Regions from separate parts of the Homo sapiens genome. Here region 1 is linked to region 2. Evidence: read pairs that join two places in POLR2A ChIA-PET (ENCODE). Cell type or tissue: GM12878. All regions are shown on one strand. Links, peaks and the distances in the headings refer to the core of each region. The heading gives the core; the rest is flanking DNA.

Region 1 (15,647 bases), core at 7,241-9,740, 66 kb after region 2:
TTACTATAAGGTTGTCTCAAAAAAATAAAACCCACGGCAAAGAGTATCCCAAGGCAGGCTCATTTTACTCCAATTACCATTTGGCACCGAGCAGATCAGGGGACTTACTGCATGACACAGCAAGTCAGTGGAAGAGCCAAGGAGTGCACTCATCCAAGTTACTGATTCCGATGTCAGCAAAACCTGCTGAAACCCATCTTCACACTGCAGTTCAGAGGGTGTCCCCAGGAAGCACCTCTCTGCAAAGCATGTTCAACGTAGTTCCCAGTGGCCTGCCAAATGGTCAGCAGCAAGGTGTAACTGGATGTCGCTTCCAGGAAGCAGAGTGAAAAGAGACAAGGAGTAGGAAACTAATGTCCAGAGTCGGCCATTTGCCCCAGGGACCGGAGTGGAGACTGCATTTCTAAGTGCTTCCTCTGTCCACAGCCCTCCTCCCCCATACCTTTTAAAAACAGATTTGCTGGCTGGGTACGGTGGCTCATGCCTGTAATCCCAGCACTTTGGGAGGCTGAGGCAGGTGAATTGCCTGAGCTCAGGAGTTCGAGACCAACCTGGACAAAACCCTATCTCTAGCAAAAAATACAAAAAGTTAGCCGGGCCTTGTGGTGCATACCTGTGGTTCCAGCCACTGGGAAGGCTGAAGTGGGAGGATCACTTGAGCCTGGGAGGTGGAGGTTGGAATGAGCTGAGATTGCGCCACTGCACTCCAACCTGAGTGACAGAGTGAGACCCCATCTCACAAAAACAAAACACAGATTTGTTGGCTGGGCATAGTGGCACATGCCTGTAATCCCAGCACTTTGGGAGGCCGAAGCGGAAGGATCACTGGAGTCCGGGAGTTTGAGACCAGCCCAAGCTGTGCAGCCCAGGCAACACAGCAAGACTTTGTGTTTCTTTTACAAAAAAAAAATTAGCCAGGTTTGGTAGTGTACACCTGTAGTCCTAGCTACTCTGGAGGCTGGGGTGGGTGGATCTCTTGCTTCCAAGAGTTCAAGGCTGCAGTGAGCTGATTATACCACTGTACTGTGGCCTGGGAAACAGAGTGAGACCCTGTCTCAAAAAAAAAAAAAACACCCAAAAGACAAAACACCACATTTGTTGAAATATAATTCACATACAATAAAAATACATCGTTTTAAAATGGACAATTCATGGTGATGTGCACCCGTAGTCCCAGCTACTTGGAAGGCTGAGATGAGAGGATCGCTGTGAGTCAATGAAACCTCTTTCCTTTATAAATTACCCAGTCTCAGGTATTTCTTCATAACAGAATGAGAATGGACTAATACATCCTCCCACCTCATCCTCCTAAAGTGTTGGGATTACAGGCGTGAGCCACCGCACCCAGCTGTTTACACTCTCTTGATGGTGTCCTTTAAAGCACACAAGTTGGTAGGAAGCAGTAGCTCATGCCTGTAATCCCAGCACTTTGGGAGGCCCAGGTGGGAGGATTGCTTGAGGCCAGATTGGGCAACATAGCAAGACCTCCATCTCTACAAAATTTTAAAAATTAGCTGGGTGTGGTGGTGCATGCCTGTAGTCCCAGGTACTCAGGAAGTCAAGGCTGAAGGATCACTGCAGCCTTGAGTCCGGCAGGTTGAAACTGCAGTGAGTTGTGATCGCACCACTGCACCCTAGTCTGACCAAAAGAATGAGACCCTGTCTCAGAAAAAAAAAAAAGAAAAAAAGGGGAAAAAACCCATAAAATTTTAAAATCATTATTAAGTCTAATTTATCTATTATTTTTTCTACTCTTGCTTGTGCTTTTGGTGTCAATCTAAGAAGTCTTTGCCTTACCCAAGGTTTACTGCTGCACTTTCTTCTAAGAGTTTTATAGTTTTCGTTCTTACAATTAGGTCTGTGATCCATTTTGAGATATTTTTATTTATTTACTTTTTTTGAGATGGAGTTTTGCTCTTGTTGCCTAGGCTGGAGTGCAATGGCGCGATCTCAGCTTACTGCAACTTCTGCCTCCCAGGTTCAAGTGATTCTCCTGTCTCAGCCTCCCGAGTAGCCTGGAATTACATGCACATGCCACCACGCCTGGCTAATTTTGCATTTTTAATAGAGATGGAATTTCACCATGTTGGCCAGACTGGTCTCAAACTCCTGACCTCACATGATCCGCCTGCCTTGGCCTCCCAAAGTGCTGGGATTACAAGTATGAGCCACCATGTCTGGCCAAGTTAATGTTTGTTTATCGGGTGAGACAGGCATCCAACTGCATTTTTTTTTTTAATTTTTGAGACGGAGTTTCACTCTTGTTGCCCAGGCTGGAGTGCAATGGCACGATCTTGGCTCACCGCAACCTCCGCCTCCTGGTTTCAAGCAATTCTCGTGCCTCAGCCTCCCGAGTAGCTGGGATTACAGGCATGTACCACCACGCCCAGCTAATTTTGTAATTTTAGTAGAGACGGGCTTTCACCATGTTGGTCACGCTGGTCTCGAACTCCCGACCTCAGGTGATCCACCTGCCTTGGCCTCCCAAAGTGCTGGGATTATAAGCATGAGCCACAGTGTCAGGCTGCATTTTTTTTTTTTTTAATTGCATGTGGATATCTGGCTCTTCCATATTATTCATTCCCCCAATGAATTGTCTTGGCATCTTTGTAAAAAAAAAAAGAAAAAATCACACAGCTCCTTTTTAAAGAAAGTAGACCAGGCTGGGTACAATGGCTCATGCCTGTAATCCCAGCACTTTGGGAGGCCAAGGCGGGTGGATCACTGGAGGTTAGGAGTTCGAGACCAGCTTGGCCAACATGGCGAAACCCTGTCTCTACTATACAAAAAATAGCCGGGTGTGGTGTCGGGTGCCTGCAATCCCAGCTACTTGGGAGGCTGAGGCAGGAGAATTGAACCCAGGAGGCGGAGGTTGTAGTGAGCAGAGATCATGCGATTGCACTCTAGCCTGGGCAACGACAGTGAAACTCCGTCTCATAAATAAATTAAAAATAAGTAAATAAATAAAGTAGACCATAAGCAGCTTGTGCAGCTCTTACAATTTCTGGCAAGTGAAACCAAGCCTCGGACACAGGCACTTCAGACCAGTGCCTATAGCCTGAGGTGACCACTGGTGCTTAATGGGGATTCCTAATACTTGATGGAGGCAAAAAAAAAAGTCCAATTCTGTCTCAGACATCACAGAAGCGTGGTGCCCACAGGGAAAGTGGATGACCTAGCTTTATCTGGTTCTCCCCACCTGCTACAGAAACCCTTAGCACCTCACTGGATCTGCAAGGCCTTTTGAATCAAGTAGCAGCACCTTCTCTTCCTCAGGGCTCCACTCAAAGCTGGTAGTTTGTTTTTATTTTATTTTATTTTTTTTGAGACGGAGTCTCACTCTGTTGCCCAGGCTGGAGTGCAGTGGCGTGATCTTGGCTCCCTGCATCATGCTCTGCCTCCTGGGTTCACAGCATTCTCCTGCCTCAGCCTCCCGAGTAGCTGGGACTACAGGCGCCTGCCACAATGCCCAGCTAATTTTTTGTATTTTTAGTAGAGACAGGGTTTCACCGTGTTAGACAGGATGGTCTCGATCTCCTGACCTCATGATCCGCCCGCCTTGGCTTCCCAAAGTGCTGGGATTATAGGCGTGAGCCACCGCGCCCGGCCAAAGCTGGTAGCTTTTAGGTCATCTAGTAAATGGGTTGGAACAGCAAATAGTATATAATGACTCCCAAATCCAAAGAGTCTCATGAAATATCACTTCTCTCTCTCTCTCTCTTTTTAATTGTTAAGGAATGGGATCTTGCTATATGCCCAGGCTGGAGTGTAGTGTGATTCACAGGCGTGATCATAGCACACTGAGGCCTCGAATTCCTGGGCTGGTGCCCAGGTGTGTGCCACTGCACCTGGCTAATCACACCTCTTTTGTGGTAGTGGGTGTAACGTAAGGTAAACTGTTCTTTACTTTTTTTTTTTTTTGGAGACAGAGTCTTGCTCTGTCATCCAAGCTGGAGTGGCAGTGGCATGATCATGGCTCACTGCAGCCTCAACCTCCCAAGCTCAAACAGTCCTCCTCACCTCAGCCCTCTGAGTAACTGGGACCACAGGCATGCACCACCATATGCCCGGCTAATTTTTTATTTTTCGTAGAGACAAGGTCTTACTATGTTGCCCACGCTGGTCTTGAACTGCCAGGCTCAAGTGATCCTCTCAACTCGGCCTCCCAAAGATTTGGAATTACAGGCGTGAGCCACCACACCCCGCCTGTTCTTTACTTTGTAGGATAAATCGGGACGTGTTCAGAACACTGGACCCCAAAACCTTTACTGAGAAATTGGGCCTTTGTGTTTTCATGACATTTCTGTCACATTTAGGATACCTACACTTTTCTGCTTCCCAGGCCCTAGGAGCATAATGTTGTCAGTAGAGTGGAATAGCATTGTGTTTTGTGTAATGAGGATGTGCTAAAGTCTGAGGTTTGGAGAACTGGCAGAAGAGTTAATGGAGTCCCGAGGCAAGATGGTAAAGGTGTATTGATGACTCTGATGCATGAAAGCAGGGTGTCTGACCTCTTCTTCTTGAAATAGAGAAATAGCATTTGTCAGCTCAGTAACTGCATACCAGGTGTGGGAGACTGTGTTTATTTTCTCCCGCAATGAGAACATATCTGAAACAGCAGCTGCAGTTGGCGTTGTCACATAATTAAGTTTATGGTAATTCACTGTCATTCTCTCAGAGACCCATCTGCCATCTTCACTGGCCAAACTGAAGAATGAAGGGGAAATTGATAAAATCACCACCCCAGAATTTTTCAAGGCCGTGATGATATTATTAATCGCTTCAGTTGCCCAGGAGTTTCAGCGTTGCTTTTGGTTTATGTGTTAGGCTGTTTTTGTGTTGCTGTTAAGGAATAACTGAGACTGGGTAATTTATAAAGAAAAGAGGTTTAATTGGCTCATGGTTCTGCAGGCTGTAGAGGAAGTATGTTGCTGATATCTGCTTGGTTTCTGCTGAGGCCTCAGAAAGCTTGCAATCATGGCAGAAGGTAAAGGGGGAGCAGGCACGTCACATGGCAAGAGTGGGAGCAAGAGAGAGGGAGGAGGTCCCAGACTTTTTTTTTTTTTTTTTTTTTTGGAGACAGAGTCACACTCTGTCGCTCAGGCTGGAGTGCAGTGGCGCGATCTTGACTCACTGCAACCTCCGCCTCTTGGGTTCAAGTGATTCTCCTGCCTTAGCCTCCCGAGTAGCTGGGACTATAGGTGTGTGCCATCACACCCAGCTGATTTTTTGTATTTATTTATTTATTTATTTATGAGATGGAGTCTTGCACGGTCACCCAGGCTGGAGTGCAGTAGCGTGATCTTGGCTCACTGCAAGCTCTACCTCCCAGGTTCAAGTGATTCTCCTGCCTCAGCTTCCTGAGTAGCTGGGACTACAGGCGCCTGCCACCATGCCCGGCTAATTTTTTGTGCTTTTTAGTAGAGACAGGGTTTCACCATGTTAGCCAAGATGGTCTCGATCTCCTGACCTTGTGTTCCACCCGTCTCGGCCTCCCAATGTGCTGGGATTACAGGTGTGAGCCACTGCGCCCAGCCTAATTTTTTGTATTTTAATAGAGATGGGGTTTCACCATGTTGCCCAGGGTGATCTCGAACTCCTGAGCTTAGGCAATCCGCCCACCTCGTCTTCCCAAAATGCTAGGATTACAAGTGTGAGCCACCGCACCTGGCCAAGGTCCCAGACTTTTAAACAAGCAGCTCTCATGTGAAGTAACTGAGTGAGAAGTCACTCATCACCAAGGGGATAGTGCTAAACCATTCATAAGGGATCTGCCGCCATGATCCGATCACCTCCCAGCAGGCCCCACCTCCGAGACCGGGAGACACATTTCAGAATGAAACGGCGTACGTCTGTAGTCCCAGCCACTAGGGACAGGGAGCTGGGGTGGGACTGAGGCAGGAGAATGGCTTGAACCTGGGAGGCAGACGTTGGAGTGAGCCGAGATCGTGCCACTGCACTCCATCCTGGGCAACAGAGCAAGACCCCATCTAAAAAAACACAAAAAACATTTTAGTGGCTCCCAGTTGCTTTCAAAATAAATAACCCCTTAACAGAGTTTGTAGTAAACATTGTATTTTTTTTGGTTGCTCATAAGTTGATCCCCCAGAAAACCAAGACTTTGAGAAATTCACTGGGAAGGGAAATACCGGTGCCTCTGAACAGTCCCTGGTGAGAGCTGCCAGCGGGGACGGCAGCAGCTGAAGTGGGCTTCCTCATTTCACTGGGGATGTGTAGAGCCTGCAGTGATAGAAAGCAAGTTGCAGCACTTACTTAATTTCTGGAGGAGAGTGAATGTGGTTATTGTAATAGGCAGGGCCAGTGGAGTTACCCAGATGGTCTGATCTGCAGAGATTGATTTGGCTAATTGACCATGGAGTCTGTGGAACCAAAATATATAAACAGCACATCCACTAAGTTGCTACTTGATGTGTGTACGTGAAAAACTTCAGGCTTGGTCAACAGAGATCTGACTTTAGCCACCGTGATTGAGAGCACAGTCTCTCACCCAATTTCCAAACCTGAGTCAGCCCTTGTTCCAGAAGTCCTGGAAGAAGTAAAAGCTGGATACCTGCAAGAAAGGACCCTGCAATTCCACAAGTACGGGCTGGGAATCTGCCTCTAGCCTTCCCCAGGAGTATCTGAGACCATCTACCAGGGAACTATACACAATGAAAAGATTAATACCAGACCTTTGATTTTTGTTTCCTCTTTTTTGAGAGGGAGTCTCGCTCTGTTGCCCAGGATGGAGTGCAGTGGCCTGATCTCGGCTCACTGCAACCTCTGCCTTCCAGGTTCAAGCAATTATCCTGCCTCAGCCTCCTCAGTAGCTGGGATTACAGGTGCCCACCACCACACCTGGCTAATTTTTGTATTTTTAGTAGAGACAGCGTTTCACCATGTTGGCCAGGCTGGTCTCAAACTCCTGACCTCAGGTGACCCTCCCGCCTCAGCCTCCCAAAGTCCTGGGATTATAGACGTGAGCCACCACGCCCGGCCTAGTATGGTAATTCTGTATTTAGTTTTTGGAGGAACCTTGCCTCAGCTTTTAAACTGGGATTGCACTCTTCTTGGGGTGGTTCCCAGTCACTGACTAGGCAGAGCTGTGGTACAGGGCCCAGCCATTTCTGCCTAATGTTGGACTGCTTTCCTCTGAAGCTTCCTGCTGGGCTGGCACTTTGCTTGGAAGGAGAAACAGCCAGATGTGCAATTATATACTGATTCATGGGCTGTAGTCCATGGATTGGCGGGTGGTGAGGGACTTGGAAGAAACATGATTGGAAAATTGGTGGCAAAGAAATTTGGGAAAGATGTATGTGGATAGACTGCTCGGAGTGGGCCGAAGATGTGAAGATATTTGTGTCCCATGTGAATGCTCACTAAAGGGTGCCCTCAGCAGAGGAGAATTTTAATAATCAAGTGCATAGGATGAACCATTCTGTGGATACCAGTCAGCCCCTTTCCCTAGCTACCCCTGTCATTCTCCAGTGGGCTCATGAACAAAGTGACCATGGTGACAGGGATGGAGGTTAAGCATGGGCTCAGCAACATGGGCTCCACTCACCAAGGTCAACCTGGCTATGGCCACCACTCAGTGCCCAATCTGCCAGCAGCCAAGACCTACAGGGAGCCCCCACTAGGACGCCATTCCCCAGTGTGGTCAGCCAGCTACGTGGTGGCAGGTTGATTACGCTGGACGACTTCCATCATAGAAGGGGTAGGGTTTTGTCCTTATTGGAACACACACTTACTCTGAATAAGGACTTACCTGCCCTGCACGCAATGCTTCTGGCAAAACTAGCATGTGTGGGCTTGTGGGATGTCTTATCCACCATTATGGTATTCTACACAGCATTGCTTCTGACCAAGGAACCCACTTGACAGTCAAATAAGTAAGGTAGTGGGCTCATGCTCATGGAATTCGCTGGTGCTACCATGTCCCCCACCATCCTGAAGCAGCTGGCTTAATAGAATGGTGGAATGGCCTTTTGAAGTTGCAGTTGCAGCACTGGGTAGGTGGCAATACTTTGCAGGATTCATTAATTATTAATTTATTTATTAATTTAAGATTTTTTTTCAATGATCAAAAAGTTGAAATGAGGCCGGGCGCAGTGGCTCATACCTGTAATCCCAGCATTTTGGGAGGCTGAGGCGGGGGGATCACCTGAGGTCAGGAGTTCAAGACTAGCCTGGCAAACATGGTGAAACCCCATCTCTACTAAGAATACAAAAATTAGGCTGGGCGCGGTGGCTCACGCCTATAATCTCAGCACTTTGGGAGGCTGAGGCAGGGGGATCACAAGGTCAAGAGATCAAGACCATGCTGGCCAACATGGTAAAACCCCGTCTCTATTAAAAATACTAAAATTAGCTGGGTGTGGTGGTGCGCACCTGTAGTCCCAGCTACTTGGGAGGCTGAGACAGGAGAATCACTTGAACCCAGGAGGCGGAGGTTGCAATGAACCGAGATCACGCCACTGCACTCCAGCCTGGGCAAAAGAGCAAAACTCTATCTAAAAAAAAAAAAAAAAAAAAAAAAAGTTGGCTGGCTGCGGTGGCTCACACCTCTAATCCCAGCACATTGGGAGACTGAGGCAGGAGGATCACCTGAGGCCAGGAGACCAGCCTGGCCAATATGGTGAAAGCCCGTCTCTACTAAAAATACAAAAATTAGCCAGGCGTGGTGGCAGGCGCCTGTAATCCAGCTACTCCGGAGGCCGAGACAGGAGAATCACTTGAACAGGGAAGGCAGAGGCTGCAGTGAGCCAAGATTGCGCCACTGCATTCCAGCTTGTGTGACAGAGTGAGACTGCATATCAAAAAAAAAAAAATGTTGAAATATATGGATGGTTTTTTGGTTTGCTTTTGTTTTTGAGACCAAGCCTCACTCTGCTGCCCAGCCTGCAGTGCAGTGGCACGATCATGACTCGTTGCAGCCCTGAACTCCTGGGCTCAAGGGATTCTCCTGCCTTAGCCTCTTAAGTAGCTGGGACTACAGGCACATACCACCATGCCTGGCTAATTTTTTAATTATTCGTTTGTAGAGACGGGGGTCTTACTATATTGCTCAGGCTGGTCTTGAACTCCTGGGCTCCAGTGAGCTTCCCGCCTCAGCCTCCCAAAGTGCTGGGATTACAGGCATGAGCCACCAAGCCCAGCCTAAGAATTGTGAATTTTACATCATACTATTCAAGTTACGGAATAATCACAGTAAATATCACTCAAGAACTTTACCTCCTCTTCTGGGAGACCGGATTAGTGTGTTTTCAGTTGTGCACAGGGTAATTGTTTCATTTAGGCAGAATTATGACCTTGTCACTGTCTTTACTTGAGGAGATTAAGTATGGTTTAAGGAGATGTTTATGGATGCCAAGCTGACAAGGAGTGGACTTGCCATGGGTAGTATTAGGTGTCAACTTGACTGGATTGAGGGATGCCTAGTTGGCTGGTGAAACATTGTTGCTGGATGCGCCTGTGAGGGTGTTTTCAGAGGAGTTTTTTTTTTTTTTTTTTTTTTTTTTTTTGAGACAGAGTCTCCCTGTGTCTCCAGGTTGGAGTGCAATGGCATGATCTTGGCTCACTGCAACCTTTGCCTCCTGGATTCAAGTGATTCTCATGTCTCAGCCTCCCAAGTAGCTGGGATTACAGGTGCCTGCTACCATGCCTGGCTAGTTTTTTTTTTTTTTTTTTTGAGACAGAGTCTCACTCTGTCGCCCAGGCTGGTGTGCAGTGGCACGATCTCAGCTCACTGCAAGCTCTGTCTCCCGGGTTCACGCCATTCTCCTGCCTCAGCCTCCCGAGTAGCTGGAACTACAGGCGCCCGCCACCACGCCCGGCTAATTTTTTTGTATTTTTAGTAGAGACGGGGTTTCACCATGTTAGCCAGCATGGTCTCTATCTCCTGACCTGATCCACCCGCCTTGGCCTCCCAAAGTGCTGGGATTACAGGCGTGAGCCACCGCGCCCAGCGCCTGGCTAGTTTTTGTATTTTTAGTAAAGATGGGGTTTCACCATGTTGGTCAGGCTGGTCTCAACCTCCTGACCTCAGGTGATCCACCCCCCGCGGCCTCCCAAAGTGCTGGATTACAGGCGTGAGCCATGGCGTCCAGCCCAGAGGAGATTGATGTATGCTTCAGTGGACTGAGAGAGGAAGACCCGCCCTCAGTGTGGGTGGGCACCATCCCATCTGCTGCCCACCCCCGACCCCATTCCACCACTAGGACAAAGCAGGCAGAAGAGTGGGGATACTCAGCTCATGCTCTCCCTCCTGGAGCTGGCTGCCTCTATCTCCTCCTGCCCTTGGAAAACAAGACTCCAGGTTCTTCAGCTCTTGGAATCTGGAACTTGCACCAGCAGCCTCGTGGGGGCTCTGAGGCCTTTGGTCTCAGACTGGAGGCTGCACTGTTTGCTTGGCTGGTTCTGAGTCTGTTAAATTTGGACTGAGCCTCAGTACTGGCTTCTCTGGTTCTCCAGCTTGCAGACAGCCCCTTGTAGGACTTTGCCTCTGTAATTGCGTGACCCAGTTCCCTCTAATAAATCCCCTTTCATATATATCTTATTGCCTCTGTCCCTCTGGAGAAACCCTGACTAATACAGACACTTATGTTAACTCCATAACTTGGCTATTGTGAGTAATGCTGCAATAAACATGGGATACAGATATCTTCTTGAGATACTGATTTCATTTTCTTTGGATATAGACTCAGAAGTGGGATTGCTGAATAATATGGTAATTCTATTTTTGGATTTTGGAGAAGCCTTGTTTCAGCTTCTGAGCTGGGATCACACGCTTCTTGGGTTGGTTCCCAGCCACCGACTAGGCAGGGCTGTGGTGCCAGGGCCTGGCCACTTCTGCCTAATGTTGGACTGCCTTGCTCTGGGGCTTCCCACTGGGCTGGCAGAGCCCTTGTCAGGTCAGCATCACAATCTCTGGACCCCTTCCCGATGTGCTTCCCTTCTTCCTTGGCCAGCGCTCACCCCACAGACACATTTGGTACTCCTCTCTCCACCCCAGCATCTGCTCCCAGAAAACCCAACCTGTGGCACTTCACTTCATCTATTAAATGAGATGAGAAAGAAAAGCAACTTTTCAGCCAGGCATGGTGGCTCACACCTGTAATCCCAGCACTTTGGGAGGCTGAGACGTGTGGATCATTTGAGGTCAGGAGTTCAAGACCAGTCTACCAATATGGTGAAACCCCATCTCTACTAAAAATACAAACAGTTAGCCGGGTGTTGGCCGGGCACAGTAGCTCATGCCTGTAATCCCAACACTTTGGGAGGCTGAGGCGGGTGGATCACCTGAGGTCAGGAGTTCAAGACCAGCCTGGCCAACATGGTGAAACCCTGTCTCTACTAAAAATACAAAAATTAGCCAGGAGTGGTGGTGCGTGCCTGTAATCTCAGCTACTTGGGAGGCTGAGGCAGGAGAATCACTGAACCCAGAAGGCGGAGGTTGCAGTGAGCCGAGATTGTGCCACTGCACTCCAGTCTGGGCAACAGAGCCAAATAAATAAATAAATAAAAACCACACAATTAGCCGGGCATGGTGGTAGGTACTTGTAGTCCCAGCTTACATGGGAGGCTGGGGCAGGAGAATTACTTGAACCCGGGAAGCAGAAGTTGCAGTGAGGTGAGATCATGCCACTGCATTCCAGCCTGGGCAACAGAGTGAGACCCTGTTTCCAAAAAAAAAAAAAGAAAAGCAACTTTTCATCCTGTTTTCTTTAAAAACTTGAGCCTCTCCTTGGTTCTCTGGAGCACTTCCCAGTGTTTTCCGGGCTGTGAGCCCTCTTTAAATTATCAGGCCCAGAAAGGCATGGAAATGTGACAGCAGTCACGTCTCACTCCCCCTCCAGCTAAGTAATCAGCTCTGGAAGCCACTTGCTGTGTGGGCTCTAGACTGACTGATGCCAAGTAGCCATAAAACACCACACAATGGACACTGTAATTCACTTGCTATAACTCAACAGTGTACAGCTAGTCACTAATCAGTGTTATTTCTTTAACCCAGTGAGCATCCTTGAAACTCAACTTTTGTAATCGCCCCCTCTCCTGATTAATCCTCTTTAAAAACTCAAGCCTCTCTTTGAGCACTTCTCAGTGTTTTCCAAGCTATAATCCTCAACCGTGGCCCAAATCACTCTCTATATTAATTTTGTCTCAGTTTCCTTATCTGGATTGACAGAGGATAACAAAATACCTAGTTGTTGACCAGGCACAGTGGCTCATGCCTGTAATCCCAGCACTTTGGGAGGTGGAGGTGGGTAGATCACTTGAGGCTAGGAGTTCAAGACCAGCCTGACCAACATGGTGAAACCCTGTCTCTACTAAAAATACAAAAATTAACCGGGTGTGTTGGTGCACACTAGTAATCCTAGCTACTTGGAAGGCAGAGGCAGGAGAATTGCATGAACACAGGAGGCAGAGGTTACAGTGAGCTGAGATCGTGCCTCTGCACTCCAGCCTGGGCAATAGAGTAAGACTCTGTTTCCAAAAACAAAAACAAACAAAAAAAAAACCTAGTCATTTCAATAATTAATTACACGATGATATCAACTTGAACGCCTCCTCCTGAATCAGTGGGGCTGATTTTCCATTTGCCCCTTTAAATTCACTTTTCACCCTTTCCACCCTGCCCTGGGCCCCAAGATGCTGACCCTCAAGAACAGCATCAACAGACAGAGGTCAGAGGGCAAGAGGAGAGTGAGGTCAGATTATTTACTCCTTTGGACTGCTCCCTGCCAGGTTACTGCTGATTGGCCGCCTCACTTTTAAAAAAAATTTTATTTTTTGAGACAGCAACTGAGTCTTGCTCTGTTGCCCAGGCTGGAGTGCAGTGGCGCAATCTTAGCTCATTGCAACCTCTGCTTCCCGGGTTCAAGAGGTTCTTGTGCCTCAGCTTCCCAAGAAGCTGGGATTACAGGCACCAGCCACCACACCCGGCTAATTTGTTTATTTTTCTTTTTTTGAGTTAGAGTTTCACTTTTGTTGCCCAGGCTGGAGTGCAATGGCACAATCTCAGCTCCCCGCAACTTCCGCCTCCCAGGTTCAAGCAATTCTCCTGCCTCAGCCTCCCGAGTAGCTAGGGTTACAGGCACGTGCCACCAAACCTAATTTTGTATTTTTAGTAGAGACAGGGTTTCTCCATGTTGGTCAGGCTGGTCTCGAACTCCCGACCTCAGGTGATCTGCCCACCTTGGCCTCCCAAAGTGCTGGGATTACAGGCGTGAGCCACCATTCCGGGCTCCCTCACTTTTTAACTGCTCTTTCTGGATTCTGCTCACTTCTCCCCTTCCCTCAGCCCCCAGGCCTGAGAGCGGCAGTGGCTCTCTGCTGTTCATAGCCCCAGCACACTGCTCAGCATTCCCTGTTGATCTCCCTTAGCTATGCCCAAACCCTGGCAAATAGGCCCTTTACTAAACTCTCCTGCATTTCCCTGTTTGAGTTTGTTCTGTTTCCTTCTGACAACCCGATGGATCCCATCAATGAGGACACTTTCCACTGCTGCAAGTGTTCCCAACTGATATGGTTTGGATTTCTGTCCCTGCCCAAATATCATGTCAAATTGTAATCCCCAGTGTTGGAGGAGTTACCTGGTAGAAGGTGATTGGATCATGGGGGCGGGTTTCCCCCTTGCTGTTCTCGTGATAGTGAGTGCTCATGAAATCTTGTTGTTTAGAAGTGTGTAGCTGGCCGGGTGTGGTGGCTCATGCCTGTAATCCCAGCACTTTGGGAGGCCAAGGCGGGCAGATCACCTGAGGTCAGGAGTTCGAGACCAGCCTGACCAACGTGGTGAAACCCTGTCTCTACTAAACATACAAAAATTAGCCGGGTGTGGTGGCAGGTGCCTGTAATCCCAGCTACTGGGGAGGCTGAGGCAGGAGAATCGCTTGAACCCAGGAGGCGGAGGTTGCAGTGAGCCGAGATCATGCCATTGCACTCCAGCCTGGGCAACAAGAGCGAAACTCCGTCTCAAACAAAAAAAAAAAAAAGAAAAGAAAAGAAGGTATGTAGCACCTTCCCCTTCGCTTGCTTCCTCTTGCTCCTGCCATGTAAGATGACCCTGCTTCCTCACCACCTTCCAACATGATTTTAAGTTTCCTGAGACCTCCACAGCCACGCTTCCTGCCCAGCCTGCAGAACCATGAGCCAATTAAACTTCTTTGCTTTATAAATTACCCAGTCTCAAGGAGTTCTTTATAGCAGTGTGAGAACCAACTAATACACCAGTGTCATGTCCAGGCAAAACAAAGTTCAAAGGGGGCAAAAGAGACAATCTCGTTTTGTATCATCTTTGCAAGAACAAGGAAATCTTTACCAAATGCCTCTCACCACAACACTCCTCCCCTTTACTGTCACTAGTAAGAATGAGTCACATGCTGCTTTAGCCTCCAGTTCCCAGAAAACAGAGCCTGAGACAAAGGGGGTGTGTCGGTATTTTACTGGGAAGAGCGATCCTGGGAATCAGGAAGGAGGGTAGAGGAGCAAAGCAGAGAAGCAGATAGCAACAAAGCAATGATTTCCGGTTGGCCAGGGCTAAAAGTGTTTGGTTGCTCTAACCTATGGGGCTGCTGGGAAGCTACATGAAATATGCCTCAGGATGGTATGTCCTGGGGAATCCTGGGGAAAGTACCTATCCATGGCTTCCACCCTACATTGGTCAAAGGTTCCCCTAAGGAGCATTAACTCTCCCTGCACTTCTGGGTTGTTCATGCGAGGGCACTCCGTGGATTCCCAGATTCTAAGTTGTGGCAGCAACAGAGAAGACCCAAGACAGAGGGTAAAAGGCACACAGCACCGTGAGGTCACAGCTGTATCTGCACCTGTACCTGGACTTTGTTGGGGACTGTGCCAGAGCAGGTCAATGGATGAACTATGAGCTAGGTGTGGTGAAAAGGACCTGAAGAGATGCACATGGGTGTCCAGTAGACATGCTCACCCCTGAAACAGTCACTGGCAAGAGGAATGAGATTGCTGTTGATTCACTGGTTTAAAGTAATCATTTGTAGTAGAATGGGTGTTGAGCATGCTACCTGAATTCTTCAAAGAGGACATCCTTAACTCCCTCTCTAAAAGACCCCTTCACCCCCAGTCACTCTCATCACCCCATCCATTTCCTCAGTGACACTAAAAACAGTCAGTAATCAGCCTGTGTAGCTGGCATTATGGATTGACTTGCTCAGTGTTCACTCCTCCCACCTTCACTCCTACCATTCAAAGGCCAGAGAGCTCAGACCCACCCCTCTCTGCTTCCCTTGCTGCTCAGTCTTGGTTTAAGTTCCTCTGGCCAGGCTCAGTCACTTTGGTAGTGCAGATAATGGCAGGGATGGCCTAACTCCAGAGCCATGATTTTGTGAGTCCCTAAAGCCCTTTGTGATTAAGTTACATGGATTTGTCTGGATTTGAACCCTGAAAAGGACATCTCGTTCACTTATCAGCTTGCTTGTCATTATTTGTCTCTCCCCACTTTAGTTTAAGCTCCCTTATACCAGGCATTTGCTCGTTTTTCCCCACTGTATCCACAGAGCCTAGCACAGTGCCTGGTATGTAGTACATGCTGTGTAATGATTTGTCTGATGGATGAAAGGATGAGTAAATGGAGATGGGAAGACTATGGCATGTGGAAGAGGAGGAGATACTGGACA
Region 2 (15,647 bases), core at 8,518-11,017:
TGCAGGGTCCCTTGCGCTGGATACGATGGTTTCTCATTTTGCCCTTGCCAGCTCTCATTTGCTGAGAGGCATAGCCCTTTTTTGTATCACTCCAGGCTTAAGTGGCAAAACAGCCTCCTTGATTGTCTTGTAGCCTTCAACTTTATCTCTGACCACCAAAAAAAGTTCAGGAACTTCCTTAATATGATGACCTGTAGACATGACCAGCACTGGTAAGGCAGAGGCAGCCAGGGGAGAACAGATAGCATATTGTTTTTTGGATTGTGTTCACTCTACAGTGCCAACAGTGCCAGGTTTTGGTTGGTGCAAACATGTGGCCTCCATGACAGATATTTCCAAAAGCACCCTGGCCAAAAGAGTGAGTCCCACCACCTCAAACTCTGGGAATTTGAGACCCAACTCTGCCAGTACCCCAAGATTCAGCACTGGTCTGACGACCTGCTAATTCACTAACAAGATAGGGCTGTCTGTTGTTTTTGTGCAAGTTGGTGTGAACAAAGTTCACAATATCTGGTGGAATGGGAGCCTTGAATACAGGAGACAAAGTGACATTTTTGCCAGATGACTCCCCTTTTTCAGAGTACACTGATAACAGTGGATCAGCACATCCATGGGAAGGTGAGAAGGCCACACTCCAACATTTTTTTTTTTTTTTTTTGGAGACAGAGTCTCGCTCTGTCGCCCAGGCTGGAGTGCAGTGGCGCAGTCTCGGCTCACTGCAACCTCCGCCTCCCAGGTTCAAGCGATTCTCCCGCCTCAGCCTCCTGAGTAGCTAGGATTACAGGCACGCGCCACCACGCCCAGATAATTTTTGTATTTTTAGTATAGATGAGGTTTCACCATGTTGGTCAGGCTGATCTCTAACTCCTGACCTTGTGATCCACCTGCCTCGGCCTTCCAAAGTGCTGGGATTACAGGTGTGAGCCACCGCGCCCAGCCTCAACTTTTTTTTGTAACTAAGATAAAACATTATCTACTGATTTACCAAAGTATTTAGCTTAATTTCACAACAGTGACGCTATTGGCATTTTGGGTGAACAATTCTGAGTTTTCTCCACCAAATGCCAGTGATGCATCTCCCACCCACAGTCACTTAACAACCAAAAATGCCTCCATACTTTTCCAAATACCCTTTGGATATATGGTACCTTCCCCATTGAGAACCACTGAAAAATTTAGTTGGTAACTGTACTTAGATCAATAGATTGCCAGTTAATGAACTGTGGCCTCCAATTCAGGTCAGAGATGTAACATAGTAACAGTGCCTTGAATTTAACCATTTCCAACGTACACATTAAGATCATATAGTCTGGGCCAGATGTATTGGCTCACACCTATAATCCCAATGCTTTGGGAAGCCAAAGGCAGAGGACTGCTCGAGCCCAGGAGTTCGAGACCACCCTGGGAAACATGGCGAGACTCCATCTCTACAAAAAATTTAAAAATTAGCCAGGCATAGTGGCACATGCCTGCAATCCTAGCTACCGAGGAGGCTGAGGCAGGATGACTGCTTGAGTCCAGGAGTGCAAAGCTGCTATGAGCTATGATTGCGCCACTGCATTCCAGCCTGGGGCAATAGAGTAAGACCTTGTCTCAGGGGAAAAAAAAAGATCATATAGTCTGAGGTAGAAATAATATTTACCATTTTTTTCATAGCACTACGCAGTGCCGAAATCTTATATTCAAAGTAATATGCAGCAAATGTAGACATGGTTGGGGGGTGTATGGTTAACATATGGATCCTACAAGTATCCTAAAAAAGTGAATCTAAATCTCCCCCCAAGATTGTGACAGAGACAATTACAGCAGGAATGTCTATGATTATTTCCTTGAGCAACATCTATGAGCTACATTTATATGTTTATGTATACATGTACAGCTTATAAAGGAAAAAATCACTGCCTACTATGTGACAAGTGTTATCAGACTGAGAATAATATACAGGCTTACTGAACATCTGTGACCAACAAAAGTGCCAAATGCCTATTTAATCCTCATAAAAACGTATGAGGTATTACTATTCTATTTTACAAAGGAGAATAGTGAAGTACAGAGAGGTTAAGTAACTGCTGAGCCAGGGTTCAAACCCAGATAACTCCAGACCCCTCAGTAAGAGCTGTATTGTTCCAAGGGATACATGAGAAGACTGGAGGAAGGAATTTTAAAAGCAGGAAAGAACTTGTCTGAAAACTATGAAAAATGTTAATAATGTCTACTACATGCTAATAATGTCTACTAAAGTACAACTGTGAAAAGGTTGTCAACAAAAATTCCTTATGACCCAAGGAAAACTAAATTTGCGTCCCAAGGCTCTTAAGCAACTGTATTTAAACTCTGCACTTAAAAATTCATATTACAAGGCCGGGCACGGTGGCTCACACCTTTAATCCCAGCACTTTGGGAGGCCGAGGCAGGCGAATCACAAGGTCAGAAGTTCAAGACCAGCCTGACCAACATGGTGAAACCCCATCTCTAAATACAAAAATTAGCCAGGCATGGTGGCACACACCTGTAATCCCAGCTACTCAGGAGGCTGGGGCAGGAGAATCGCTTGAACCCGGGAGGCGGAGGTTGCAGTGAGCTGAGATCGTACCACTGCACTCCAGCCTGGGAGACAGAGCGAGACTCCGTCTCGAAAAAAAAAAAAAAAAACTTCACATTACAAAGAAGCTTAAATTAAATGAATTCTGAACTTCATTTTTTTGCATTTTTTGCATACTGTCTTCCACATAATACTCAATTTTTAAACACTGTTAGCCAGGTTAGTTTGTTGCTCTAAGAAGATGTATTGCTACTACGACAACTACATGGCACTTCTGTACAAGAGATATCAAAAGTAAATAATTAGTATGGCTGTATAGATTATGTATCACTAAGGGGAAAAGACAGTTTACAATGGATAAATCTGGCAGACAGGAACTCAACCAATGATGAGATTTAACATCATCATTAATGAGACAAACCAACATGGTAGGTAAGCCTTTAAAAAGCTCCAGTGTAGCCGGGCGCGGTGGCTCATACCTGTAATCCCAGCAATTTGGGAGGTCGAGGTGGGTGGGTCACGAGGTTAGGAGTTTGAGACCAGCCTGGCCAACATGGTGAAACCCCGTCTCTACTAAAAATACAAAAATTAGTCGGGCATAGTGGCACACACCTGTAATCCCAGTTACTCAGGAGGCTGAGGCACGAGAATTGCTTGAACCCAGGAGGCGGAGGCGGAGGCTGCAGTGAGCCAAGATCACACCATTGCACTCCAGCCTGTGTAACAGAACAAGACTCTGTCTCAAAAAAAGAAAAAAAAAAAAAAAAGGAAAAGCTCAAGTGTATGACAATATTCACATCTTTTACTGAGTATCTGAATACTTATGCACAGAGCAGAATTCTCCAAATCAGCTAATACCTAGTCTGTATACACACACAAGAAATAACCAATAAATTATTCCCTTTAAAAATAAATAAATAGCAGCTGGGCACGGTGGCTCACAGCTGTAACCCCACCACTTTAGGAGGCCAAGGCAGGCAGATCACAAAGTCAAGAAATCAAGACCATCCTGGCCAACATGGTGAAACCCCGTCTCTACCAAAAAAATACAAAAAATTAGCCGGGCGTGGTGGCACGCGCCTGTAGTCCCAGCTACTCAGGAGGCTGAGGCAGGAGAATTGCTTGAACCTGGGAGGTGGAGGCTGCAGTGAGCTGAGATCGCGCCACTGCACTCCAGCCTGGCGACAGAGCGAGACTCCGTCTCAAAATAAATAAATAAATAAATAAATAGCAAATGAAGTGAACAGAAAACCCAGAAATAATAACGAGCTCTTACTGAGAGGCCTGAGGCATTATAAAATAACAACTTTCCACTCCGGCCTGGGCAAAAGAGCGAGACTCCGTCTCAAAAAAAAAAAAAAAGATAACAACTTTCAAAGAAAAAAATAACTTTGAATAAAAGCTAAATCCCTTCTTTTCAAGGTTACACTTTTTAAAAAGTGTTGAGAAAATGTAATAAAAATAACAAAAGAGTGGTATGTTTGACCAGTAATAAGAAACTAATATATAAAGAAGAGGAGGAAAGAAGACGTGCAATACGCAGAGTGGTGGAAAACTTCATGAGTGGAAGATTAAATCCGATGCAGAACTTAATAAAATGTGCGCCTTACTTCAAAGGAAGTTTAAAAATGGTGTTTACAAGGGATCTTTCTGGGGTATTGGAAATGTAATACTGGAGTGGGGTAATGGTTGCACATCTCCACAAAATTACTAAAAATAAACTGTACACTTCAAACAGGTAAATTCTGTAGTATATAAATTATACCTCAAAGTTATTTTTAAAGAACTAACATTTGTTCAACAAAGAAGGAAAAATTATATTAAGTTTATCTCACTAAACCATAAAAAGGAAGTGGCCAAGAGGAAAAGTACAGTAATTCATTCAATAGACAGAAAAATAAAAATGGAAAAATGCATAGATTAAGAAATGTTAATGTGTCCATTTCAGCCCTTGAAAGGACAGTATAGTATCTCCAGGTAATTCTGCTGCTCTTAACCAGATTTTCTTCTTTCATAGATATATGCACAAGTCCAAAGGAGAAGGAAGACTTCAGTTTAATTGCATATCACCTAGGAAAGAGCTGAACAATTTATTCTGACCCCCAATTACTGCATGACTGAAAGACATAGAGATGGTATCTCCCATGAGAGAAGAATTTCAAGAGAAAATTTAAAAACAGAAAATCAAATTTATAATTGTTTTAAAAGAATGTGTGGGCCAGGCATGGTGGCTCATGCCTGTAAATCCCAACACTTTGGGAGGCCGGGGTAGGAGAATTACTTGAGGCCAGGAGTTCAAGACCAACCCGGACAACACAGTGAGACCTCAGTCTCTACAAAAAAAAAAAAAAAAAAATTATTTTTTTTAATTAGCCAGGCGTGGTGGCACACACCTGCAGTCCTAGCTACTCCGGAGGCTGAGGCAGAAGGATCACTCGAACCCAGGAGGTCAAGGCTACAGTGAACTGTAAATGTTCCACACTGCACTCCAGCCTGGGTAATAAATCAAGACCCTGTCTCTTAACTTAAAAAAAAAAAAAAATCTGTGGACATTTTTTTTTTCTTTTTTTTTTTTTGGAGACAGGGTCTCACTCTGTCACCCAGGCTGGAATGCAGTGATGCAATCACACCTCACTACAGCCTCTACCTCCCAGGCTCAAGCAATCCTCCCACCTCAGCCTCTCTAGCAAATGGGACTACAGGCACATGTCACCATGCCTGGCTAATTTTTTTTGGTGTTTTTTGTAGAGACAGGATTTCACCATGTTGCCCAGGCTGGTTTCAAACTCCTGGATTCAAGCAATTCATCCACCTCAGCCGCCCAAAGTGCTGGAATTACAGGCATGAACTACCACACCCAGCCTGGTAATTTCTTTACAAGCATAATGACAAGAGTCAATTCCCTCAACCAGGTGAAACAGCCAAATGGGGAATTTTCTTGGTATTTTTGAAGAAAATTAATTTGCATTGGCTCAGGGACTTTTGCAGAAGTTTCCCAAAACAGCAGTACTGTACTTTTTTACTCCATTTGCAGATACAGAGATCAAGCAAAACTGCACCTATAAACAACCCCAATCCACACTTGCTTTGAGCTCTGAAAATATTAACCTACACTGACCTCTCCTGCACCAACTTCAGCAAATCCTAGGTCAAGAGCCTCAACTTCCCAAAACAGCACAGGTGTCTCTAATTTCAAACCCGCCAGTCTCCACCCTGCCTTTGGCTAATCAGTAGCAAGCCCCCAAAAAAAGAAAAAAATTAACTCATATAATTATTCTTTCCTTCTCCAGAAAACAAATGAAGTAACATAAAACACTACAAAATTCTATTTCCTCTAAATGGCTATTATAAATAGTTCAAGACACTGAGTCACAATATTATTCACCTAGACTTGAAAAGCTGTAATATCAATGAACTTGATATATTTCAGTAAAAGAACATACATGAAAATTTACAGTACAATGCCTAACTCCAGCAGGAATTCAATAAAAGTTGGTACCTTTCTTTACTTTCCATTAATTTTATCACACAGTATTTCCATGGAATAGTTTATTACCCCAATATAAAAGTAGAACAATAGAAAAAAGATAATTTACTGACCACACAGATCACACCCAGAAAATTCAGACCACTAGATGATGACAAAGGATTCATTTACAGAAGTTTAACTTTAATCTACCGTCTCCTCCTCCTTCCTAGACAGCAGCGTCAATTCCAAGGCCATGTTCCTTCTGCTATAGGAAGTGGCTACACTGTTTTTCCCTGTAGCAATGTACTAATCTCTTCTTTGTGACTGAGAGAAAGCCAGTCTCAAGAACCTGTGCTAAGTGTAGATGCAGCAAGAGTCCAGACTGACATCAACCCATAGAACCCCACACACAAGTTTACAGGATTCCTGGTTGGGGAGTTCCGTTTTGACTGTCAAGTTTACTCTGCAACTGAGCCAGGTCTCCTGTACCAATAAGCAACGGGAATCTCAACATACTTATGGTGGTAGAAAACTAGAACTACATGAACTAGCAGTAGCCTTTACCTTGACAGGAAATATTCTGACAGAAATAGTTTTGCAGAGCTGCGTGAACTGCCATCTATAGCTCTTTTTGCAGGCACCTGACATAAGACAGATACATAAGCCAAAGCTCTATCTGGTGTACTTTTGTTCAGGCCCAGGAGCTTAAGATAGGAACAAAGCATGTTGTGTCAAATCAAACTCTAGTGGTTACAGATGGACAGATCCTGTCATCAGTAACAAAATTTACAGTTGCCAGTAATGGCCTGGCTACTGTCTAGTCAGGTCCTTTGTTGCATTTAGTCTACCATTCACACAGGCTACTGATTTTTAGAGTGATCAGAATAAGCTAGCCTACCATTACCCACCACCCTAAATTGGTTTACATAATGGCTCCAACACAAAAACTTCTGCCCTCAAGGACTGGATTAAAGAGGTAGGGGTATGTGTGGGTGGGTACATGTGTAAATTCATGGTTCTGTTCTAGGACCACCAAAATTTTACATTGGTTATGTTGTTTCTTAGCATTCTCTACATTCTAATGAGATACTAGATGTAGTCCACAACATTAAACCACAGGACAGACCATCAGGAGGCACGATGAGTGAGACTGAAAAAGATAATGTTTCCCCAAACAATAGTCAAATCTGATCTATTCTAGGTCAGTACAATTGAAGATACTAACGACCACATTAGGAAAGGAGGGAGGGAAGAGTAAATAAATCTGGGACCTACCTTGCTTACAATTCCCACAGACAGATGAAATTCAATTCCATGCCAACCATACCCTCCGATCACTACAACACAAACAGAAAAATAAAAGTTCATGCAATATAAACAGTTCTTCCCATTCCTAAAAGGCGTTTGGTTTCAAAGGTAAGAAGCTGTTTCTTATCTCCTTTCAATCCTCTCCATGCACACAACAGTGTTAAGAGTTCTGTCACTGGTTAAAAAAAAAAAAAAAAAAAAGGCCCATGTAAGTGGAGTTAAATAATAGGTAACACTGATTGGGCACTTCCTATATGCTAGATACTGTTGCAAGTACTTAAATATTAAAACTAATTCTCACAACAACTCTATGAGACAAGTGTTTTTATTAACTCATTTTATATCCTTATATCCAAATGACAATTGTCCTATACCTCTGAAAACTGCTCTTATTGGTGTTGATAAATGCCTTTTTTTTTTTTTTTTTTTTTGGACAAGGAGTCTCGCTCTGTCGCCGGGCTGGAATGCAATGGCGCAATCTCAGCTCACTGCAACCTCCGACTCCCAGGTTGAAGCAATTCCCCTGCCTCAGACTCCCAAGTAGGCTGGGACTACAGGTGTGCACCATTACGTCGGGCTATTTTTTTTTGTATTTTAGTGGAGACGGGGTTTCACCATGTTGGCCAGGATGGTCTCGATCTCCTGACCTCGTGATCCACCTGCCTCAGCCTCCCAAAGTGCTGGGATTACAGGTGTGAGCCACCGCGCCCGGCCGAGAAATGCCTTTTAAATAAACATAGGCAATCTCTACCACCGTAGGTGGGTTATCATAATGGTTTGTATGTATAAGTGTTCTACATTCATCATTTACTTCTTGAGTCCTCACAATGTGATGAGCACTAATACCAGGTGCTGAAGAGGATTCATTCTCTTCCCTTAAGGAGTTGAGAAACTAACTGGACAGATAAGACAAAACAAAAACAGTTCAAGAAATGGAAGTCCTTATTATGAGGCATAATACAGCCTCTTTGTGCAATCATTCACAGTAAAAAATCAGCAAGCTCTGGGGAAAAGAGAGGAAGGCTTTACGTAAGAGATGCTCTAAAGCTGGACCTTTAAAAATAAGTTAGATCAGCAAAGAGTGGAGAAAGTCTTTCCAGGCAAGGAAAAGAGAACAAAGACATAACAGAGACAGAATCAATGGTATATCTAAAGTCTTTTTTTTTTTTTTTTTTTTTTTTTGAGATAAGGTCTCACTCTGTTGCCCAGGCTAGAGTGCAGTGGCATGATCACAGCTCACTGCAGCCTCAACCTCCTGGGATCACATAATTCTCCCATCTCCCTGGCCCTGAAGCCTTTCATAATCTGATCCCACCCAGTCTCACAAGCCTTTGCTCTCTGGCCACTAATGTCCCTCCTCCTCCCCATTACCCACACCAAACTTCCTCCTAGAACATACTGTCTTTGATAGTTCTACTGTTTCTCCTACTACCTAGAATGTTCTCTTTTCCCTGGCGGGTAACATTAATCCTGGCACTCAAAAAAAAATAGCCTCTGTTGTAAATAATTTTTATTATTTAAGATACAACTGAGGCTGAGTGCCGTAGCTCAGTTGGAAGAAGAAAGAAAGATAAAAGAAAATAAATTTAGAGGTTTGACTGTTATCAAAAAAGGAGGGGAGAGAAACAATTCCCAATTAAATAAATGAATTGTGGTTTTTAAGCAGTCCACCTCAACAGATATGGTTACATATACCCTCAAACTGAACACCTATGAAAAGGCCAGCACTTCGGGAGGCCAGGGTGGGAGGATCACTTGAGGCCAGGAGTTCAAGACCAGCCTGGCCCCATCTCTACTAAAAATGCAAAAATTAGGCTGGGCGCAGTGACTCACGCCTGTAATCCCAGCACTTTGGGAGGCCAAGGCGGGCGGATCACTTGAGGTCAGGAGTTCAAGAACAGCCTGGCCAACATGGTGAAACCCTGTCTGTACTAAATACAAAATACAAAAATTAGCTGGGCGTGGTGGCACGTACCTGTAGTCCCAGGTACTCGGAGGATGACGCACAAGAATCCTTGAACCCGAGAGGCAGAAGCTGCAGTGAGCCAAGATCACACTGCTGCACTCTAGCCTGGGTAACAGAGCGAGACTCCATCTCAAAAACAACAACAACAAAAAAATAGCTCGGAGTGGTGGTACACACCTGTAATCCCAGCTACTCGGGAGGCTGAGGCATGAGAATCACTTGAACCTGGGAGGTGGAGGTTGCAATGAGCCGAGATCACACCACTGCACTCCAGCAGCCTAGGCAACAGAGTGAGACTCTGTCTCAAAAAAAAAAAGCCAACTATTACTCTACTCATCTCTCCTCCATGCTCTCATGCTCTCATAGCATCTATTTCTCTGTTAACACAGTTAAAACATTTGGTTGTCCCCAGGTTTTCTTCTTCCTTTCTCTCTTACTTGTCTGAACAAGAATCATCTTTTATACAACTTTGTATCTCGCAAGACCTAGCAGTGCCTGGCAAGTAACAGGTGCTCATTATATACTTGCTGATAGAAGGCCCAACTGACCAGAATTTACAAAGTGAATAACGATCCATTTAAACAATCTGTTGTGTCAAAAGCTAGTGTACTTCTACATTCTCACGAATACGTCTGCTACGTAATTACACCAACAATTCATGAACAAAAAATTAAAGTGGATTCACTAAAAACCACCAACTAGTTTTTGCTTGACAACACAACCAGGTCCTTATCCATGCCAACTAAGACATAAATGAAAGGTAAACTAATTCAGTTGATAATTTAAATATTATGGTTGGTGATCTTTCTTACTAAAACGGTGCCACAGCTTTGTATGTAGAGTAGCTAAAGGTATTTACATTGGCTTTAGTCATGGATAAAGAAGGTTACAAATTTAGAAGTCCAATACAAATCCAAAGTTTATTTTTAGAAGCTTTCCATATGGTAGGAGTTTAAGAAGTAAAACAGCAGCCTTTTCTCTGCCGAAAGCAGAGGGTAGTAGAGCGCCAAAGGAGCAAACCCTCTCCTGACTCTGTGCCTGGCACTGCTTCACGCAGAGGAAGAAATGTGTAGGGTAAGCGAGAGCCTCACTGAAAATCAGTCACCCAAGGCAACAGGCATTTTGAAAGTCTGTGCTATTTGAAGGCTTAAGTATTAATTTTATACATGCCCATGTTCATTTAAAACATTTATGGCTTGGAACTTAAAAAATGTTCTAATGTGCTAGTTTGTCCACATATTAATCGAGTCTGCCAGGTTTGAACATGCCAAGTTTAAAATACTCTCCAGATCGTTATGCAAAGGTATGAGCTCAATCTTTTAGTCTCAGGAAAAGGAATTTAGGAGAGAATGACTAAAACAATAGTCCTTCAATGAAAGCTACAACAGAAAAAGTCAACTCCTAAATAGTGATGAGTTACTTTTTAAAAATACCTGACAGATTTCTTACATTAATCTCAAATTAAGATCCTGGATTTTAGCTCAAAGTTGTCAGACAATGTTATTTTTTGGTGGTTGTTTCCCTCCCCCGCCCCTCCCCAGCCTCCTAGAGAATGGATCTTGAAATTGATTGCTACATGAGACCATCTTATATAAAGGTTGTTTTAGTCATTCACTGACTAAGCCCCTTTAGAATCCAAGTCTAACTCATTTTATATTGAAATGAATTCTATTTTTATATGAATAGTATTACAAGCAAAATTATCTTAATCTTTTATCAGCATTAGAGAAATGCCAATAAAACCTAGAATAACTACACTTTTATAACAAGAACCTCAGAAACTAACACATCCAGTATTTTCATTTTCAGTTGGGGAACTACAGCACAAGAGTTCAGTGATCTGATAAAAGAAAAATGAGCCAGAATCTGATTACTAGTACAATGTATTTATTCTACTACATACTACTAAACACACTGTTTTTGAAATTACAACAGAAAAGTTTAAATATCCATTCCCTAACTGGGAAGATTTTAAAAATTAGATGTGTGTGCCCCCCCAAAATTGGAAATATTGTTCCTTAAAAACTTGGGTATTAGAGGCCAGGTACAGTGGCTCACACCTGTAATTCCAGTATTTTGGGAAGCTGAGGAGGGCGAATTACCTGAGGTCAGGAGTTCAGCCTAACCAACATGGAGAAATTCCGTCGCTACTTTAAAAAAAAAAAAAAAATAGCCAGGTGTGGCAGTGCACGCCTATAATCCCAGCTACTTGGGAGGCTGAGGCAGGACAACTGCTTGAACCCGGGAGGCAGAGGCTGGAGGTTGCGGTGAGTCAAGATTGTGCCACTGCACTCCAGCCTGGGCAACAAGAGGGAAACTCCATCTAAAAAAAAAAAAAAAAAAACCTGGGCGTGGTGGCTCACACCTGTAATCCCAGAACCTTGGGGGGCCGGGGCGGGCTGATCACCTGAGGTTGGGAGTTCGAGACTAGCCTGGCCAACATGGAGAAACCCCATCTCTACTAAAAATAGAAAAATTAGCTGGGCATAGTGGTGCATGCCTGTAATCCCAGCTACTCAGGAGGCTGAGGCAGGAGAATCGCTTGAACCCAGGAGGCGGAGGTTGCAGTGAGCCGAGATCGGGCCATTGCACTTCAGCCTGGGCAACAAGAACGAAACTCCGTCTCAAACAAACAAAAAAAACTTGGGCATTAGAAAACTATAGCAATTATTTTCAATACTTTTGGCTCAATACATACGCACATAGACTCTCCAGTGGAAATTTAGCTTTTAAAAGATTTCCTTACATTCCAAAGGGGATGAGAATAATTTTTACAATCTAAGATGACATTATCCTTATCTTCTAAAAAATAAACTTCCCACAAAGAAAAAAAGCAATTTCATAGAATTCTGGGTCTTCTTTCAAACAAGCACTTCTTTGGAAAGAATGCCACTAATCCATTTTAATTTAGGGGAAGAGAATGCAAAGGATAAAAGGAAAGTTGCCAGGCACAGTGGCTCACACCTGTAATTCCAACACTCTGGGAGAGGCAGAAGCGAGCGGACTGCTTGAACCCAGGAGTTTGAGACCAGACTGGGCAATATGGCAAAACCCCATCGCTACAAAAAATACAAAAATTAATCAGGCATGGTGGTGTTTGCCTAAAGTCCCAACTACTCAGGAGGCTGAGGTAGGAGGATCGCTTGACCCCGGGAGGTTGAGGCCGCAGCGAGCTATGATTACACCACTGCACTCCAGCCTGAGCGACAGAGTGAGACACGCTGTGTCTTTAAAAAAAAAAAAAGAAGTGAAGGGAAAGGAACAAAAATGGAATGAAGAGGGGAAAAAGGAAAAGGAAGAAAGACAAAAGAAAATCAATTTAGAGGTTTGACTTATCAAAAAAAAAAAAAGCAGAGGGAAAATAACAATTTCCAGTTAAAGGAATAAACTGTGGGGATTTTTTGGAATTGTGGTTTTTAAGCAGTCCACCTCAACAGATATTGTTACATATCTCCTCAAACTGAACACCTATGAAAAAAATCTTAATCTCTCTCTGCCTGATTCCTCTGTTTGCTCTTTCTTCTGCACCCAAAGAGAAGATTAAATAAACTAGGCCCCCTGAAACAAGTAAGGGAGGCAGAAATGCGAATCCATGCAAAGTGCTGGTAATGACTAAAGCGATCCAAGAGTCTTAAAGGAGTCAAGAGAAACCACTGTGCTCCTAGGCATATCCATAACCTCCTACAAGAAGCAATACACTCTGCTGCCTTTCATATCCACCACAAATCTTTCCTTTCCGATTATCGGTGTGATGTGCATAGAGATTTTAAAGAACAGTTAAGGCAGGGCATGCTGGCCCACACTTGTAATCTCAGCACTTTGAGAGGCTGAGATTATATTTGATTAAGGTGACAAGAGGAAAATGGAAGCAATACCTGTATATATTAAAAAGGGAGAGAGAAAATAAAGAAGGCCTATGTAGCCTGCTGGTCAACCCAGATGCAGAATTCAACCGAACATGCTCATGTGCTCATTAAGGTACCATAACATATGCAATACTTTACAAAATAAAAAACTACAATCTTGGCTGGGCTTGGTGGCTCACGCCTGTAATCCCAGAACTTTGGGAGGCCGAGGCAGGCGGATCACAAGGTCAGGAGTTCGAGACCAGCCTGGCCAACGTAGTGAAACCCCGTCTCTTCTAAAGATACAAAAATTAGCCGGCCGTGGTGGCACACGCCTGTAGTCCCAGCTACTCAGATGGCTGAGGCAGAATAGCTTGAACCCGGAAGGTGGAGGTTGCAGTGAGCCAAGATTGTGCCACTGTACTCCAGCCTGGGTGACAAAGCAAGACTCCGTCTCAAAAAAAGCAAAACAAAACAAAACAAAAAAACTACAATCTCAAACTGTCCACTTATAAGAAGAGTTTCAAACTCTATAATAAAGTTCCCAGTTTTCCCTTCATCTGCCAGCATCCCATAATAAGCATCTCCTGTTTGACCATTATTAAGACTCAGACATAGTAGCTCCAGAGAAGTAGATATAGCTCTTTCCTTTTGAAACTGCAAAGCAAAACCCACTTTACAATTTTTAAGTTTTTGAACTTTTTTTTGTTTTTTTGAGACATGGTCTTGCTCTATTGTGCAGACTGGATCACAGTGGCACATCTATAGCTCAATGCAACCTCAAACTCCTTGGCTCAAGTGCTCCTCCCTGCCTCCGCCTTCAGAGGAGCCAGACTACAGGCATGTGCCACCATGCCTGGCTAATTTTTTATTTTTGTAGTGACAGAGTCTATTTTGCCCAGGCTGGTGTCAAACTCCTAGCTTCAAGCGATCCTCCTGCCTTGACCTCCTAAAGTGCTGGGATTACAGGCATGAGCCACCATGCCCAACTTCGAAATAATGTTTTTTAATACTTCCATTTTACTGTCTTATAGTAGCTGACAAAACACAAATTTAATTTAGCCTAGACTCTAGCCTAGTTTTATAATAAGTTAATTTCAGCAGTTATCACATAGATGACAAAAAAAAATACTCATCGTTTGATACTGATTAATTCTGAATGACTGGCCATAACCTTTAAAGCCTGAAGATCAGCTGGGTATGGTTACACTGAGCCATGGATGTGCCACTGTGATCCACCTGAGTACCAGAGCAAGACTTTGTCTCTTTAAAAACAATGAAAAATTAAAATTAAATAAATAATATAAAGCTTGAAGATCAAGACTGAAATCCCTTTCCCATCACAATCAGAGGTAGGGGGTCAAATCTCAGTAAATGAGGAAGAATAACAAAAATATAATGAGTCCCTGGCATCTGTTACCAACAGTGAATTCATCCTGATAGCAACTGGAACATTCCAGTGATCCTGGCAATGAGGAACATCGATGTAACATACTCCTTTTGTTTTAAATGCAAATTTTTCTCTCCTGTTCCCTGGAATGTCCCAAAACAAGAGAATGGTCCAGAGCCTGAGAACAAAGCACCTACGAAGAAGAACAACACAGAGAGGGACCTATACAAGACTACCACTAGTATCACAATCTAGGTCAAGGTCATTGGAGAAATCACAAAATCACACCATCTCAGCATTGGAAAGTGATCATCATGTGTCAACAAATATTTTCCAAGTGACCATGTGCTAGATGCTAAGGAAACACAAATGATTATGACAAAATCCCTATTCAAGTCATGTGTGCTAAGTACTTCAATACAGGAGTTAACTAAGGGATATGGGAGTATAGCAGGAAGAATAAAACAGCAGATTTTTCAAAATAAGTTGCCAAGAATGAACTTGGGATCACCACATCCACCATCTGCCAATATTACAAACAGAAGAATCGTGGTGATTCAGGATAAAGAGAAAGTAAGGCTGCAGTCACAGCAGGGCTAGGACTTGTAGCCTCCTAGAATCAAGGTCTTGCTCTCCTATGTGGTTGGTTTAAAAAATAGTTAAAGGCACCCCTGTAATCCCAGAACTTTGGGAGGCCAAGGTAGTTGGATCACCTGAGGTCAAGAGTTCAAGACCAGCCTGGCCAACATGGTGAAACCCCATCTCCACTTAAAAAAAAAAAAAAAAAAAATTAGCGAGGCGTGGTGGCATGTGCCTGTAATCCCAGTTACTCAGGAGGCTGAGGCAGGACATTCACTTGAACCCAGGAGGTGGAGGTTGCAGCGAGCCAAGATCACACTATTGCACTCCAGCCTGGGTGACAGAGCGAGACTCCATCTCAAAAAACAATAGTTAAAGGTGATTATGATCATTTCTGTCCCCCTTCATTTCTTCTTCACAAAAAACTGGCATCACAAGAAAGCACAGTTCTAGTCCAACCATTCACTCAGTGCCAATCTCTAATTTTTACAAGACAGTACTTAATCCTTTAAAATATTTGCTGAAAAAATAGTGCCTTCCCTTCCTCC

The links. Peaks named below come from ENCODE experiments on the same cell type or tissue, not always from the same donor. Only the 100,000 strongest peaks of a DNase experiment are listed, where the experiment ranks them.
Region 1: POLR2A ChIA-PET joins it to region 2 with 6 read pairs; 10 of 35 experiments call an interaction of 5 or more read pairs at or near these places.

What each region holds. Positions count from the first base shown.
Region 1 is chr22:40,654,726-40,670,372 of GRCh38, forward strand. LOC124905123 (a long non-coding RNA gene) reads right to left here. Exons shown (of 3, transcript XR_007068110.1): 3 at 4,868-6,240. LOC124905122 (a long non-coding RNA gene) reads left to right here. Exons shown (of 2, transcript XR_007068108.1): 2 at 1-46. Among named protein-coding and RNA genes, the nearest start is that of MCHR1, 17 kb to the right of the region's middle. RefSeq lists a cis regulatory region at 1-231 and an enhancer at 10,094-10,609. In GM12878, for the core only: no CTCF peak of the experiment used is centred there; no DNase peak of the experiment used is centred there.
Region 2 is chr22:40,587,388-40,603,034 of GRCh38, forward strand. MRTFA (myocardin related transcription factor A) reads right to left here. Exons shown (of 15, transcript NM_020831.6): 2 at 7,287-7,348. It also overlaps the pseudogene RPL4P6. Among named protein-coding and RNA genes, the nearest start is that of MRTFA, 42 kb to the right of the region's middle. RefSeq lists a silencer at 6,058-6,352 and enhancers at 6,198-6,397, 6,978-7,187. In GM12878, for the core only: a CTCF peak has its summit at 10,247; no DNase peak of the experiment used is centred there; H3K27ac peaks cover 494 bases.